Linked DNA regions of Homo sapiens: region 1 is linked to region 2. A link is a loop called in an ENCODE intact Hi-C map of the cell type or tissue named here. Cell type or tissue: Caco-2. All regions are shown on one strand. Links, peaks and the distances in the headings refer to the core of each region. The heading gives the core; the rest is flanking DNA.

Evidence for each region. A loop is a pair of places that touch in the nucleus more often than their neighbours do. Peaks named below come from ENCODE experiments on the same cell type or tissue, not always from the same donor. Only the 100,000 strongest peaks of a DNase experiment are listed, where the experiment ranks them.
Region 1: a loop joins it to region 2, with 5 times the contacts of the local background. A loop is called at or near these places in 2 of 110 quality-filtered maps.

What each region holds. Positions count from the first base shown.
Region 1 is chr3:166,337,877-166,346,388 of GRCh38, reverse strand. No RefSeq gene overlaps it. Among named protein-coding and RNA genes, the nearest start is that of BCHE, 500 kb to the right of the region's middle. In Caco-2, for the core only: no CTCF peak of the experiment used is centred there; a DNase peak (open chromatin) is centred at 3,518.
Region 2 is chr3:166,280,996-166,289,507 of GRCh38, reverse strand. No RefSeq gene overlaps it. Among named protein-coding and RNA genes, the nearest start is that of BCHE, 450 kb to the right of the region's middle. In Caco-2, for the core only: no CTCF peak of the experiment used is centred there; no DNase peak of the experiment used is centred there.

The sequences.
Region 1 (8,512 bases), core at 263-8,262, 57 kb before region 2:
ATTGGTTTGTTCAGGTTTTGAATTTCTCCCTTCTTCAGTTTTTGTAGGCTGTATGTGTCTAGGAATTTGTCCACTTCTAGATTTTCCATTTATCTGGCATGTAGTTACTCAAGGTATTCACTAATAATCCTTTGAGTTTCTGCAGTATCTGTTGTACTGTCTCATTTTTGTCTCTAGATTTTTTTATCTTGATCTTCTTTCTATTTTCCTTAGTTTGGCTAAAGGTTTGTCAACTTTGTTCAACTTTGCAAAAAAACAACTTTCTGTTATATTGATATTTTGTATTGTTTTCTTCATTTCAATTTCATTTATTTCTGTTCCTCTGTTCTTTATTTTTGTTGTATTCTACTAATTGTAGGTTGCCTTTGCTCTTGCTTGTCTAGTTCTTCAAGATGCGTGGTTAAGTTGTTGATTCAAAGGTTTTCTTCTATTTTTATGTAGTTTTAATTTTTTTATCACTATAAACTTTCCTTTTAGTGCTGCTTTTGCTGTGTTTCATAGGTTTTGATATGCTGTGTTTCCTTTACCCTGGGTTTCAAGAAATTTTTCAATTTTCTGATTAATTTCTTTATTGACCTGCTGGCTATTTTAGAGCAAATTGTTTATTTTCCATGTGTTTGTATATTTTAAAAAATTCCTCTTGTTGATTACTAGTCTTATTCCATTCTGTTCAGAGAAGATGCTTATTATCTTGTTTTTTTTTATTGTTTTAAGGTTTGTTTTGTGACATAACATATGGTCTATTCTTGAGAATGATCCATGGGCTGAGGACAAGAATGTGTATTGTGCGGCCATTGGGTGAAATGTTCTGTAAATATCTATTAGGTTCCTTTGATTGATAGTGCAGATTAAGTCCAATGTTTGTTGATTTTCTGCCTGGAAGGTCTGTTCAATACTGAAAATGGGATGTTAAAGTCTCTAGGTGTTGTTGTATTAGGGTCAATCACTCTCTTTAGCTCTAACAATATTTGCTTTATATATCTGGATGCTCACATGTTGGTTGAATATATATTAAACATTATTATATTCTCTTGCAGAATTGACTCCTTTTGCATCATATAGTGGCCTTTTCTGTTTTTTCTTATAGCTTTTATCTTAAAATCTATTTTGTCTAATATAAGTATGGTGACTCCTGTTCTGTTTTAATTTCAACTGGCATGAAACACCTTTGTCTATCCCTTTATTTTCAGTCTATATATGTCTTTACATGGGAAGACTGTTTCTTAACCACAGAACCTTGGATGTTATTTTTCTTATCTAGACAGCAAGTCTATGTATTTTTATTGAAGTGTTTAGTTCATTTATATTCAATGTTATTATTGATAAATAAGGACTTACTTTTGCCATTTTGTTATTTTTTTCTGCTTGGTTTTTGGCCAGCCTGCCTTTATTTTTTTTTTTCTCTCTCTGTCTCTTTCTTTCTTTCTCTTTTCTTTCCCTTCCTTCCTTCCTTCCTTCCTTCCTTCCTTCCTTCCTTCCTTCCTTCCTTCCTTCCTTCTTTCCTTCCTTCCTTCCTTCCTTCCTTTCTTTCCTTTCCTTTCTTGCCTTCATTTTAGGGACAGTTATTTTCTCTGGTGATACAATGTAGTTTCTTTTTATATGCTTTTTGTGTCTCCTTGTATGTGTTTTGCTGGAACTTTCTATGAGGCTTGAAAATTCTATCCTGTAAACTATGACTTTAAGCTGATAAAGCACTGTTTGCACAAACAACCAGCCAAAAAAATAAATAAAAGCTCTACACCTTAACTTCATTTTCCCACTTGTTAAATGTTTGCTCCCTCTATTTATATCTTAATTGCTATGTCTTTAAAAGTTTTTTAAATTTGCTTATTGTTTAGAATTTCTTCTTAAGATAATAGTAATTAAACACAATAGTTACAGTATTGTAACATTTTCTGTTATTCTGTCTACTTGCTATTACCAGTGAGTTTTCTACCTTCAGATTACATCTTCTTGCTCTTTGACATCCTTTTATTTCTGACTGAAGTACTATCCTTAGCATTTCTAATTGGACAGCTGTGGTGTGGATGAAATTCCTCAGCTTTCATTTGTCTTGGAAAATCTTCATTTTCCTTTGTGGTTGAAGGATATTTTTCTCAGATATTCCATTCTAGGGTAAAAGCTTATTTCCTTTAGCACTGTAATACATCATGCCACTCTATCCTGGCCTGTAAGATTTTCACTAAAAAGTCTGCTGAAAGATGTATTGGAGCTCTATTTTATATTATTTGTTTCTTTTCTCCTGCTGCTTTTAGGGTCCTTTCTTTATCCTTGACCTTTGGGAATTTGATTATTAAAAGCCTTGAGGTAGTCTTTGGATTAAATCTGCTTGGTGTTCTATAACCTTTTTTATTAGGATATTGATATTTTTCTCTAGGTTTGGCAAGTTGTCTGTTATTACCCTTTGAGTAAACTTTCTACCCCTGTCTTTTTCTCTGTCTCCTCTTCAAGGCCAATGACTCTTAGATTTGCCATTTGAATCTATTTTCTAGATCCTATAGATAAGTTTCATTTTTTTTTTTTTTTGAGACAGAGTCTTGCTCTGTTGCCCAGGCTGGAGTGCAGTGGTGTGATCTTGGCTCACTGCAAGCTCCGTACCCCGGGTTCACGCTATTCTCCTGCCTCAGCCTCCTGAATAGCTGGGACTACAGGTGCCCCCCACCATGGCCAGCTAATTTTTTTGTATTTTTAGTAGAGAGAGGGTTTCACCGTGTTAGCCAGGATGGTCTCGATCTCCTGACTTAGTGATCCACCTGCCTTAGCCTCCCAAAGTGCTGGGATTACAGGCTTGAGCCACTGTGCCTGGACTATTTTTTATTCTTTTTCTTTTGTCTCCTCTAACTGCATGTTCAAATAGCCTGTCTTCAAGCTCACTAATCCTTTCTTCTGCTTTATCAATTCTGCTATTAAAGGACTCTGCTTCATTCCTCAAGATGTCAATTGCATTTTTCAGTTCCAAAATTTCGGCTTGATTCTTTTTAATTACTTAAATCTCTTTGTTAAATTTATCTGGTAGAATACTGAATTCTTTCTCTTTATTATGTTGAATTTATTTTAGTTTCCTCAACACAGCTATTTTGAATTCTGTGTCGAAAAGATCACATATCTCTTTTTCTACAGAATTGGTCCCTCTTGCCTTATTGATTTCATTTAGTGAGTTCATGTATTCCTAAATGATCTTGCTATTGTGGACATTTTTCTGTGTCTGGGCATTGAAAAGTTAGATATTTGTTGTGGACTTCAGAGTCTGGGCTTATTTGTACCTGTCTTCTTGGGAAGGCTTCTTGCAAACTTGGGGTACTGCCTTGAAGGTTTTGAACAAGATCTGGATCACCAGGCGGAGTCTCTTGTTCTCTTCCCTTACTTTGTTCCAAATCAATAGAGAATCTCTCTCTCTCTGCTCTGAGCCATCTGGAGCATTCCAGTGGCCAACATCGCTATGACTGCCCTGGGTTTACCATGATGTTAGCACAGCAGTGGGTCTCACCAAATACCTGCTGTAACCACTCCCTGGCTTTCACCTGTGTTTGCTCAAGGCCCTAGAGTTCTATACTCATTAATTAGGTGATAAAGCCAGCCAGACCTTTGTTCTTCCTTTTGGGGCAATGAGCTCTCTCAGGCCCTGAGTGGGTCAAGAGCTGCCATCAGGGGACCAGGGATTAGTTAAAAACCTTAGAAGTCTACCTGGTGTTCTAATGTACTGCAGCTCAGCTGGTACTCAAACCACAAGATGCAGTCCTTTTCACTTTTTCTTCCTCTTTACAAAGGCAGAGGAGACCCACCCTGTGGCAACCATCACCACAGACCCATGGGAAGTACTGCCAGACTATCACTGATGTTCCCTTTAATCCCAGGGACACTTCAGTCAACCTGTGGTGAAAGCTGACTGGCCTGGGACTCTCCCTTCAGGACAGCGAACTCCCCTCTGACTCAGGGCAGGTCCAGAAATGCCATTCAAGAGTCAATTCCTGGAATCAATGACCCCAAGAACTTACTTGGTTCTCTACCCCACTGTGGCCAACTTGGTACCTAAAGTGTAAGGCAAAGTCCCTTTTACTTTTCCTCCCACTTTTCTAAAGCAGAATGAATCTCTCCACATAACTACCACAGCAAAAAATGTGCTGATTCTCACCTGAAGCCAATAAGTCTGAGTCTGACCTAAGGCCTTCAACATAGTACATGGGTGTCACTGCTAGTTTCTCCAGGGTAGGGTTTTTTTAGTTAGTAGGTGATGAAGGTTGTCAGGACTGGGTTCTTTCCTTTAAAGCAGAAGGTTCTCTTCTGGTCCACAATGTGTCTATAAATGTTATCCCAGAGAAAGGGCCTGAAAAGAGGGTCTACCTACTCTGACCAGTACCCTATTCTGTTATAGGTGAGCTAGTATACAAGATGTAAGACAAAGTCCTCCCCACTCTTCTTTCTCCTGTCCTCAAATGGAAGGAAGGAAACTCTTTTGGAGTGCTGAGCTGTGCAGTCTGGGGTTAGGGAAGGAGTGATGCCAGCACTGCTTTAGCTGCCAAGGATGGTGTTCTAGCAAATCACATTTTCCCCCATTCCCCTGACTCAGGGCCCAGTTCAGCACCAGGATTCTAGGATTTGCAGTCTTTTTGTCCTAGTTGTCTTTCAAGTTTATTTGGTTCCTCAGAGCTCTTTAGCCCACAATAGCAAGGCTTGCAGGAACTCAAGTCTGACTGCTGGGATTGAGGATTTCCCTCTGGCTAAGCCTGTTTTAAATGTTACCTCTGTGGGCAGGCATCAGCTGAATTTGTTCCAGTTTTTCTTTCTGCTATAACAGGGCAGCACTGAGGTAGTGCCTCACAGTTGCTGTTCCCTCACTCTCCCCAGAGCACAGGAACACTCCCTGCACCACTCAGCTGCTGCTGGGGAATATAAGAGGGGTGGCATTTGCCATTCAAGACTGTTTTTCCTACCTCTTCAGTGCCCTCTTTCAGCTATATGAAATTACAACCAGGTGCCATGAGGGCTCATCTGATTTTTGATTCTTATAAATGTGCTTTTTGTCTGAAGATAGTTGTTAAACTGTTATCCTTGTGGGGATAATTGATGGAGCCTTCTATTCTGCCATCTTCATTCATACCGTCCTGACCATTCTTTATATATGTGTATCATTTGAAATTGTACTGTTTATCACACACAGATGTAAAAAAGACTCAAATTTTAATCTGCATTTGGAGAATAACTGCATTAACAATTACATTTAAAAACTGCATGACATAAAAAGATTTTTTAAAGTGTTTTTGTTTACATTCTGCAAGCATGAAAGTTTCTGTTTGAACCTAAATGATGTAAGACATGAGCAATCACTGAAGTCATTGCCTTAATCCCAAATTCACAAAACAATCTATCAATCATAACAAAATTCTTGCTTTATTGTCTGTTTACAGCTCCATAAAGTATTAGATTAGTGATCAAAGATCACATCTTTTGATGCTGACACCAAAAGACAAATACCAGAAGAATTTACACATGGGGAGGAACTATCCTTCAGATAACAGACTGACATCCTGAAACATAATAATGGTGTATGACAATTTGAAGTGTGGGGTCCTGACTATATTAAATACAGGGTTCAGGGAGTTGTAAGTCATTTATGGTAACTGGCTTGTCAAGGTGACATATCTTGTCAAAGAAAGGTTGGAAAAGAGAAGCCTGTGGTAAATGAAGACAGACTTTATATTTTATCAATATTTCCAACCCACTGAGTTGATATTTTTTTCATCTTTATATACTAATGATAAAAGGAATTCAGATTATAAATTACATTTATTATAAATATTTCATAAGCATTGTAGACATATTTTTATAGACTATAAATATTTATTTTCTTTTCCTCAGAAAATGTTACACAGAAACTCAAATCTGAATGATAAAACCAAGCTTTGAAAGTCCCTTTATTTATTTCAATTTTACAAAATAATATATAATCATACTCACAAACTTGAAAACATTTCTGACATTTTAGTTTACTTTTCATTTGTAAATTAGTACAATATAGAACATTTAAAAATATTTACTCTAGGAGAGCAAGTTCTCTTTGCTATTCAAGGAGAATAAGGCAGCTATCCAAATACACAGCTAATTTTATAGCTTTCTCATAAAGCAATTTTGATTCACTTCTTGGATTTTCTATTTTTTTAAGAATATATGTATATCCAGAATTTTAATGATGACCTCATAAAATTGCTCATATGAAGACATTATTGAAACTTGTATATAATATAAATACCTGATTATATATATACACTTACGTGCTTAATATATTGAGGTACTGATCACATACCATATCAGGATAAATGTTCTTTACTATTAATAACATACATATATCACATTTACTCAGACCTATGGGCTCATTTGTATATTAACAATATTATTTACCCAAAATGAATTTTTTTACTTTTTTATTATTATTCATTTAATTAATATGTGTATCATGGGACAGTCTGCATTTAAAAAACTATTTGGTTAATCATTTGTCATTCACAGTCCTACAGAAAAAAGAAACCAACTTTTACTGATGAAGACCAAATGATGCATTAAAATGTAACTGTAATTTCAAATTTTAAACTTATTGCTTAATAATTCCCTACCTTAAAGAAAATGGTGGAGAAAAGAAAGTAGGGCAAACATATGAGAATAAAATACCATATTCTTTTTATTCAGCAATTTTTAGTGAAGTACACAAATCTGATAGTATAAAGGTAAAATTTTAGAAGAAACAAGCTACAAGATTTTTAAATTCGAACAGTTTTCTATTTCATTTTCAAATGGTCCACAGACATACACATTCCTCATATACTAAGGCATTCATGCAAATGCTTAAAGTAGAATTTTCCCTCTCTTTTTTATAGATATAGAATAGAAGTAAGGTAAACTATTCTCTCTTTAACGTAGAAGTGATGAAAAATGCATGTGTTTGTGCATACACACGCACAAAGAATAGAGGAACACTAGAAAATGGGATTTTTGAAAGAGTAGGAAACAGGGATCCAGCTGAGTTAATAAAGGGCAGTTTAAGTGCTCAAGACTATATTTGGAAACTAGATAGTCATGCCTCTTATTGACAAAGATATGTTGGTAAGCAACTTTGTCATTGCACAACTATCATAAAGTATACTTACATAAACCTAAAATGTACAGTCTACTAAACACCTAGGCTATAAGGTAAAACCTATTGCTCCTAGGCTACAAACCTGCAGAGAATGTTACTATTCTGAGTACTGTAAGCAACTCTAATACAATAGTTCTTGTGTATATGAACATAGAAAAGTTACAATATGATAAAAGTTTTATAAGATCGCTGTCAAATATGTGGTCTGTCAAGTGTTAATATTTAATGATTGCAGGTTTAAAATCATTACTTCTCAACACAAGCTACATTTTATGTTCAATTTTATACAAGCAATGATGCAAAGATCTCACACTAGAGGTTTTGATTCATTGATCCTAGTATGTTTATGAGACACTGTCTAGCCAGGGAGTTAATAATGTAGGCCATTCTCCATTCTTATAGATAGATGATTACTTGAAGACTGCATAGCAAAAAACATTTAGAACAAAAATTGATACTCGTCTCCTCTTAGCCACCCAATAGGTGTGTGGCACTGACTGAGAGCTTGTATTTTTCTGGGGGCAGGAGAGGCTTAGCTTCCTCATGCATAAAACAAATAGTTTGAACTAAGTTACGTTTAAATTATGTAAAAATTGAGCTCTAAAATATCTTATCATTTATGTTTCTGAACATTTATAACATTTCATGAGAGCCCAGAAACAAGAACATTACATGTAACAACTGCAATATCAGTTGTTGATTTGGCTTATTTAATAGAAACACCTTGCTCAGAAAGTTATCTACATTCAGAATATTGTTTTTCTTTTTTTTCTTTTTTCGAGACCGAGTTTCACTCTGTCACCCAGGCTGGAGTGCAGTGGCGCGATCTCAGCTCACTGCAAGCTCCACCTCCTGGGTTCAAGCCATTCTCCTGCCTCAGCCTCCCAAGTAGCTGGGACTACAGGCACCTGCCACCACGCCTGGCTAATTTTTTGTATTTTTAGTAGCGATGGGGTTTCACCTTGTTAGCCAGGATGATCTCGATCTCCTGACCTTGTGATCCGCCCGCCTCAGCCTCCCAAAGTGCTGAGATTACAGGCGTGAGCCACTGCGCTGGGCCAGAATACTGTATTTTTTATAGAAGAGAATTATGATGAAATGTAAAAATTATATTTGGCATCATAAGACTTGTATAAATTTCAGCTTTACCTTTTGCAATCTCATACATTCTTGTGTATTTGACCTTTTTAAGTTTGTTGTTCTTATCTTAAAAATGCTAAATGGCATAAGTGAATACACCATGTGTATTTTATGTAGCATAATCATTCAGAGAGATGTTTTGAATATAGATGACACTGTATGTTTAAATAATTTTATAAAATTGTTAGAGGTACTTTTAATTTAAAGTGAGTTTTTAAAGAAGGGATAGAATATGAAATTCTG
Region 2 (8,512 bases), core at 306-8,305:
TACAAAGGCAGTAGATCTACACATCTAATAAGTAGGTAAAAGAAATTTATAAAAAAGTGATTGTAAAAGCAAACAAAAATCCTGTTTCCAATGAGCCCTGCTTCTAGTAATGGGAACAGAGGAGACACTCCATAAGTAGCTTTAAACATCTTCTCATACTTCTCATTATTGTGGTGTTCATCTATCTTGATGAAGTGATATCTTGAGACTTCTCTTTGACTTTCTACTTGAACAATGACAAGTTGGGAGTGCAGTAGCTGACAAGCTGAAGTCTTCAACAAATCCTTTTTATTGCATTCTCTACCAGATGCATCATTCCCAGAGAGAGGATACTTGACTTCCCATGACTGTATTGGGGAATAAATATGGAATTTTTGAGTCACTAAAGGAATTTAGTTTCTGCTATTTGCTTCATATACCTACTGTTTAGATTGATACTAACAGTATTGTTAACCCATTTAAATGGTTTTGAAAAAAATATTGCCTTCACGGATCTTCATCATGTAACTTAATTACCATGAGTTGATAACATCATGTAATGAATTATTTTTAACTAAAAGAGTCAACTAGAAACAGAAAGTTGCATTGGAATTTATATTTTGATGGCTGGCCATGGCAGCAGAGTGTGAGGGAACTAGCCAAAGATAGAGAAATAATTGTTTCCCTAAAAGATGTGAGATTTAGAAAACAAAAGATAGCCTCAAGCACTCAGGGTTCTGATAGATGATGCAGATTCCAGGCCCAGGATGGGCAGGACCTTCATTTGATCAACTAGACTGGGATACAAGAAAAGATTGATGTCAGGGCAACAAATAGCTGTAAATCTTAAGTAAAAAATGTTCATGATCAAGTACCTCTGGCTGTGTATATAGTCATTGCTGCCTATTTTTATTTTGTTGAGAGATTGCCTGGATTACATGCTTGTCAATTATTGAATTTGAATATTTAAATGTAAAAACAGAAACATGCATCATAGTAAATTTTAGTAAATCTTTTCTTCCCTTCCTCCTTAAGCATGTAGTAAACATGTTCAGGGACCTATGCTAACCACTCACAGATGAATATATATACACTTATATGTTCATACATACATACATGCATACATATATATACACATACATCAGTGGCTCTCAATCCAAAATAATTTTATCCCTCAAGGAATATTTTGCAAATGTTTGGAGATATTTTTGACTGTCATCACTGGTGAGGAGGTGCTACTGGCATCCAGTAGGTAGAGACTAAGGATGCTGCCAAACATCCTACAATGCACAGCACAACCTCCCACAACAAATAATTATCTAGTCCAAAGTATCAGGAGTGCTAACTGCTGATGCTTACAGACTAATGGATCTAAAGAACTATGCACTATAAGACTGTAATAATATTTTTAAATGTCATTTTATTTATTTGCATACAGTTTTTTGAAGGAAATCTATCCAAATATTTCTTATAATTAACTACTTATAATTGCCAATCCATGCAAAAGGAAAGAGAAATCTCAAACCTTTTTGATAATTTTTTACATAAAAATAATGATAATTACATTTGTCTTAAGCATCCATAATAAATTGAAATGATGCTTGGAGGATTATGTCAAGTTCAAGATATATTTTCATTACCATGAAGTTTGATTTATTCCAATTATGAAAGTGAAGTTGCACCATGTAAAATACATATCTGCTAAGAGTAAAGCAAATTCAAAAATTCATTCTCTTTCATTTTAGTGCAAAATGCTTTAAGAAAATACAAAATACAATGTGAGAATCACATAAAACTTATTTGGAATTGTTGGCACCATGTCATTATGCTATTAATGACTCATTTATTTTAAGACATACTGATGTAAATAAAGTTAATTAGGATAGTTCATTACCTACCTGTGATTATTTAGAGACATTTTGAAAGAATTCATATTTAAGACTATTTCCCCAACTGACTAGCCACAAAGTATCTAAAATATCATAGGGATTCATTTTTTTTTTTTTTTTGGCCTATGGCTTTTCATTTCATGATTATCTATTTAAGCAAAAATATCCCAGAGAAAAGATGTAAAAATATTAAGAAAACAGCAATTTAGCGTAATTTTTTTGGGAAGGAGGATTAGTAGACAGTCACTTCTAGAGGTCCAGAAATAGAACACAGAGCAGATAAACACTGATAATGTCAAAGGAGAGCTAAGTAAGTTGGGAAACTGACCGTGGTGAAGAATGCCAGGGCCAGGCCCTAGCGTATGCACTTTTCACAAAGTATGTTTTAGTTTGGATTCTGACCAAAGTAGACCCTAAGACACAGAGTTAAGTAAAAATAGGTAATATAACTAAAACAGTGGGCAATTAAGGCAAGGAAAGAGGAAAATATAATAAGGGGTGCATTAACAAGCACGCTACTGATATGAGAAATTAGGATTCATTTTATTGGAAATTCTCTAGGGAACTATATAAACCATGCTTTAATATTTACACCCTAACAAACAGAAAATGTGAACTATCTATCCAATCAAATACTTTTATTTTCCAGAATACCTTCCCCATAAGCTGAGCATTCTCCTGTGATATTAGGCAAGGAAAAACCATCAGGCACAGACATAGAGTGATACATGTACAGAAAATGTCTGCTGCAGCTTTAGACGAACCGAGGGGTGGCACAAGGAAATAGGGGCAGACTATCAACAAAACCTACTGTGGGCTGGGTGTGGTGGCTCACACCTGTAATTCCAGCACTTTGGGAGGCCAAGGTGGGTGGATCACTGGAGGACAGGAGTTTGAGATCAGCCTGGCCAACATGGCGAAACCCCGTCTCTACTAAAAACACAAAAATTAGCTGGATGTGGTGGCGGGAGCCTGTAATCCCAGATACTCTGGAAGCTGAGGCAGGAGAATCACTTGAACCTGGGAGGCAGAGGTTGCAGTGAGCGGAGATCATACCACTGCACTCCAGCCTGGGTAACAGATCCAGACTCCGTCTCAAAATAAAAAAATAAAAATAAATAAATAAATAAATAAATTTTAAAAATCTACATGAAGTATTTAATATGCTCCTCAAAATAACTAATTATTTCAATTTAAGAAACAGGAAAACTGAAAAACCGAAACACAGTTTGGTAAGAAAACTGAGGTTCACAGTTGTTAACTAACTTACTGTCGATTCACATAAGCTTATAAGAGCTGTAGTAAAGTTTGAAACAGAGATATCCTAGCCTGTAATCACATGCCCGTGACTTTGCACGTGCCTACGTTATGAAATGCACTAAATAGACAATGAATAGTAGTGCTACATCAGGGTGACACTGGGCTCCTAACTGATGTGAAATTGAAAAAGATATTGATTTAAGGAATTAGATAAGAATGCTGAGAACAGGTTAACATTTTGTTCAAGGATAAATCAAAAATATATACTACTTACAAATACATGTGAAGGATTGGCCATACAAATTTCTAAGTGCTATTTCTTTTAATGCTACTGAGAAGATCTTGGAGACAGAACGATTCTGTAAAATCAAGTTACCTGTCACCACCATTTGATTTCAAGAAAAATTAAAACCACAGCAGGGTCTTTCTAGCTTCTCAAAAGATAGGAATTAATACATCTTCTCTATGGAAAAGAATAAAGTAAGAAAATTATATAACAGGAGGCAGGGCCTACCACTGAGCATTGCACACACATATAGAAATTCTACACATGGTAAAACGAAATTTGAGGAGTATATATATATATATATATTCATATATATGTATGTATATGTATGTGTATATATGTATGTGTATGTGTGTGTGTGTGTGTGTGTATATATATATATATATATATATATATATATATGAGATAGAGAAACCTGATGCTGATTCTGAGATAAACTAATCTAAGACAGAAATTAACAATGATGAAAATAATCAGTGATGTAATATACACATGGCAAGGGAATGAACGAAGAGTACAGTAGCATTTATAAAGAAAATCATTGACAGTTCAGAAACTCATTTTTCTCCCTACTTTAGTAGCTCAGAAGATAGCCAGCATAGCAGGTCTATGTTAGGTTAACAAAAGAACAGGCTGACACAAGACACTAAACTCAGAGGTTCCCCTTCGTAATATGCCTACTTCTCTGACCAGAGCGTTTCCCACTTTGTAGTTTTATGGATGTTGTCTTCCCTCTGATGCCATTACTGAGTGATACAGGGACAGAGACATTCCCTACTTGACATTTTACATAGGCTATGACAAAGGCTGATCATATATGCCTGACCTAAGCCGTGGAATAATACAAATTGGGGTGGGGGAGGAAGTTATGTGTACTCTACTAGATGACTCAATAAACCTTGTGTAATGTCTTATCAGTGGTGTGTTTCTTGAGGCCTCTGCACAGTGGTTTCCAGGTATTTCCACACTGATTCTTGTGTTTACTAGATTTTTTTTTGCATTGATCACTTGAGCAGAAATTCTCAGTTAACTATATTTTACCTTCAAAATATCTCTGCTTCTCAAATTTCAATCTTGTTTCCCTTCAACCAGACTCCATAACTCTTCTCTGTTTACTTTCAGATATTACTTATCATGGTGGTAAACTTTATTTATTCCTTTTTTCTATTAATGCTAACTATACCAAGAATACATTACCCAGACACCTTGAAAAGGCAATGCACTAGAAAACTGAAGAATTCACTGAAATATAACAAGCCATTATCACCTTCTTCCCCTAACATCTTCATTTTATATAGGAGCCACTGTAAATTAAGTCAAAAGAAACAATTTAAAATTTAAAATTTTCAAAAATGGGTCTGCTTCTATAAGATCAACTTTTTTGGTTTCTATCTTTGAGTGAGAATGTGCAGTGTTTATTCCTCTGTGCCTGGCTTATTGTATTTAAGATTATGTCCTCCAGGCTCATCCATGTTGCTGATGATAGGATTTCATTATTTTTCATGGTAAAATAGTATTCCAGGCTGGGAGGGGTATTTGAGAGAGGATAGGAAAAGGTTGGTAAATGAATATAAAATGATAGAAGGAATAGATCCTAGTGTTCTACAGCACTGTAGGGTGACAATAAGTAACAATTTATTGTATATTTTCAAATATCTAGAAGAGAGGATTTTGAGTGTTCCCAACAAAAGAAATTATAAACGTTTGAGGTGATGAATATGCTAATCACCTTTATTTCATTATTATAGTGTATACATGTATCAAAATATTATACTGTACCTCATAAATTATATATAATTATGTGTCCATTAAAAATAATTATGACGAAATGTAAAAATCCTTAAGGTGGGAAAAAAAAAAGCAGGTCTTTAATAGAAATATGTTTTGCTTTGATACGGCTTTTTAACCATTCAACATATGAGCTATAATAAGCTGCCCTGGTTTCCTCTGGCTTGGGCGATCTTTGAAAACTATTCTGCATGTGGCCATGGAAACTTGCAGTGCTATGCTGCAGCAGCTCTGCCAATGAAATGAGTCAGAAACTGTTTGGAAACTCAAGACAATGACGGAAGCGCAGTTGTTTTTTCTTTTTTCCTGTTTTAATTAACCACAATCCCAACCTATGTAAGATATTTTCCAATGAGCCAGTACAGAAAATGGTATCAAGAGTGCAACACATTTAAGGCAGATTTGAAAGTCTTTCAATTTCTAATGCAGATCTGCTCAATATGTTTCACATGTAAGTAAACCGAGTGGATTTTATTTTCATTTTAATTGCTAGCACGGGCCATTTTTAAAAGACAAACTATTTTTTGATAAAACCAGTTTTTCAGACACTAAAATAAATTACACTGAAGTATGCAACCTTTTGAAATCTATTTTTTCATTGTCAATATAGCACATCCCATTATTTCAGATCTTAAACCTAATTAAATGTCAGAAAATGTCAGTGAGTTATCTTTCAGTAATGATTTGCTAATTATTCTACTTGGGTACTTTAAAAATCTTTAGATAGTACAGTCTTTCGTTTCAAGATCTTCAAGTTTGGTAAGTTTAATCATTAAAGAAGCTTCTGTTCCTCTTGTAGGGTCTTTATTTTCTGGTTCAACCTGCTAGAGAGAAGACAACAAATGAAAATGAACTAAGAAAAGTTGAAAAGTGTGCTTTTTCAATTTGGTTCTTCTTTGGTCACTCTCTCTCAGCCCTAGAGGCAATAGATGCTTTCTGCATTTACTATTTCATTATAATTTTGGATTATCTTTTTTATCTTTTTGTCACACTTAATAGTTGACAGTTTTGCATATTTCTCTTGTTCAGATTAATGTGGTCTCCTGTCCTGATTGGACTCTGATAAACACACTCTTCTTTTTCCCTGGTATTTTCTTCCCCTTTCTATGCTCCAACAAGTTACAACTGAAAATTGTTCCCAGGCCCAACCCCCCACTTTATCTCTCTGGGCCTCAAGCAAAATAAGTTACTTTTTATTTTTTATTCACTGTGTTCACTTGTTTGGAATACTCATCCAAGTACATCGAAGCGCTCTGCATACACATTCCTCCTTCATTACATGTGGAGCTTCTAAATAATACAACCATGTCTTTTTGTCTTTATTCCTCAAATGGTGAACATAATGCCTAGAACATAATAGGTACCTAATAGATAGTGTTTTGTGAAGAAAATTGTGAAAAAAGCATACGTTCACTAACAATAAAACAAGTCCCTTAGGCAAGTCATTTTAATCAGAAAGGGACATCAAAACCAGCATTAGATGTTTTGGAATTAAACGTAACATCTCACAATATTTAGTGACGTTTTGTAACATAGTGTGTGTTTCTTCCCTGTTTATATTTTTTATTGTAAAAAACATTTCGAGATTCCTCTTTGACAAAGTTAAGTTCTTATTTAAGAAACTGCTATTTTACTTTTTAAAAATAAACAGAAGTGAGGAGATTTTAAAATACTAAAATATGTCAGTTTTCTTTTCTTCCAGATGCAAGAAAATATTAGTATATGTGAATCATAATATGTATTTCCAGGTCCTCAATACATAGTAAAGTCTTCTTTCCTCCTCAGATCCATCCAGAAAACTTAAATGTCTGGTAATCTTTGAACATCTTTGGATTGCAGCTATTAATGTGTCAAAGCTATACTAGCCAACTTGAATTCAGTGAAAACCAGAAAAATCCAGTTATTGTGATTAAATTGTTTGGTTGAAGTTTTATACCAATGGGGACCAGTGGAGACTAAATTGAATCATAATTCCCCTTCTCCATGACCTCTGTCCCCATCACCCATGAAAATGTTATGTCCTAAATCTATACAGAGACTCTGAGGCATAGTTCAGAGAACAGAATTATCTACATCACTGTCATTGCCATGGCAGTTATTCAGCTTCTGCCTTAAAAAAATGTAATATTTCCACATGACCCTAAAAAGCCCCAGAAAGTCTTATAAAGGTAAACCAATCTATCCTGATGTCCTAATTATTAAGGGGCTATAAACACCAGTAAAGATACTCTGTTGAGTTATAAAAGGTTGATATTATAAAGTGTGAAAAAGTGTGGAAGGGACATGATTTACAAAATGTTTTCTTAAGCTTTAGATCAGAGAGTAAGTAAAAGGTTGAGGTGGTCATTTTCTATTTATAACCTGAATATATTGATCTCTTTTTGGCTCAGAAATCAGATTATGGAATTTAAAGAAAATCTCTATCCACAGTATGAAATGAGCTGAAAATGTCTTCTAGACATTAGACATTTTTTTCTGCTGTATACACAATAACTTTTAACACCAAGATCTAATGTATATCATAATAAGAATGAAGCAGAGACAAAATTGTAACAATGGCTTATAAACTTCATCATAACTCTAGAACAAAATTCAGCTCTTCTCACCACTTAGAGTCTGTGATTGGTTTTGAGTTCATTGATAGCAATGCATTTATTTATAGAAAACCCTGACTACTTACCTCTCGAGGATTAGACTCTTAAAAAGGTTTTAGCAAGAAGATTTAGGAATTATATAGTCCTACACTTCAGGTCACCATGATTCTGCAAAGTCCTAAAAGTGTGATTTCTCATTATAATTTCATCTCTGAGGGCAAAAGAACTATAACACTGTGTCTTACTGCCTATTGGATATTTTATGGTTGCAGCTTTTCTGAATTACTAAAAATGCTACAGAAAAAATAAGTAAAAGGTTGTTCTTCTTTCCTACTATATCTGTTAGCAATAGTTTATTCTCTGCCTTCTCTCATCTAATTAACTCTATATACTTTAGTGTTATTTTGAATTAGGCATATATTCTGGTTTTTTATGTATTTGAAACACTAAAAATATGTATTACTGAATATAACTTACCATTAAGCTTTATATTAATGTAGTACTGGTTTAGAATTTAACACTTTAGAAAATGTGACTAGAATTCAAAATATTTTCAAAATAAATTTAACGTATCAGAATTAATGAATAACTTTAAAATTTAAGATAGCCTTAAAATTTAGAAAACATTGCATTTTAATAAAGATACAAAACAAAGGTATAATAGATCATTGTTGTACTATTAACTCCCAAAAGGGAAAAAAAAATTAGGACTCTGC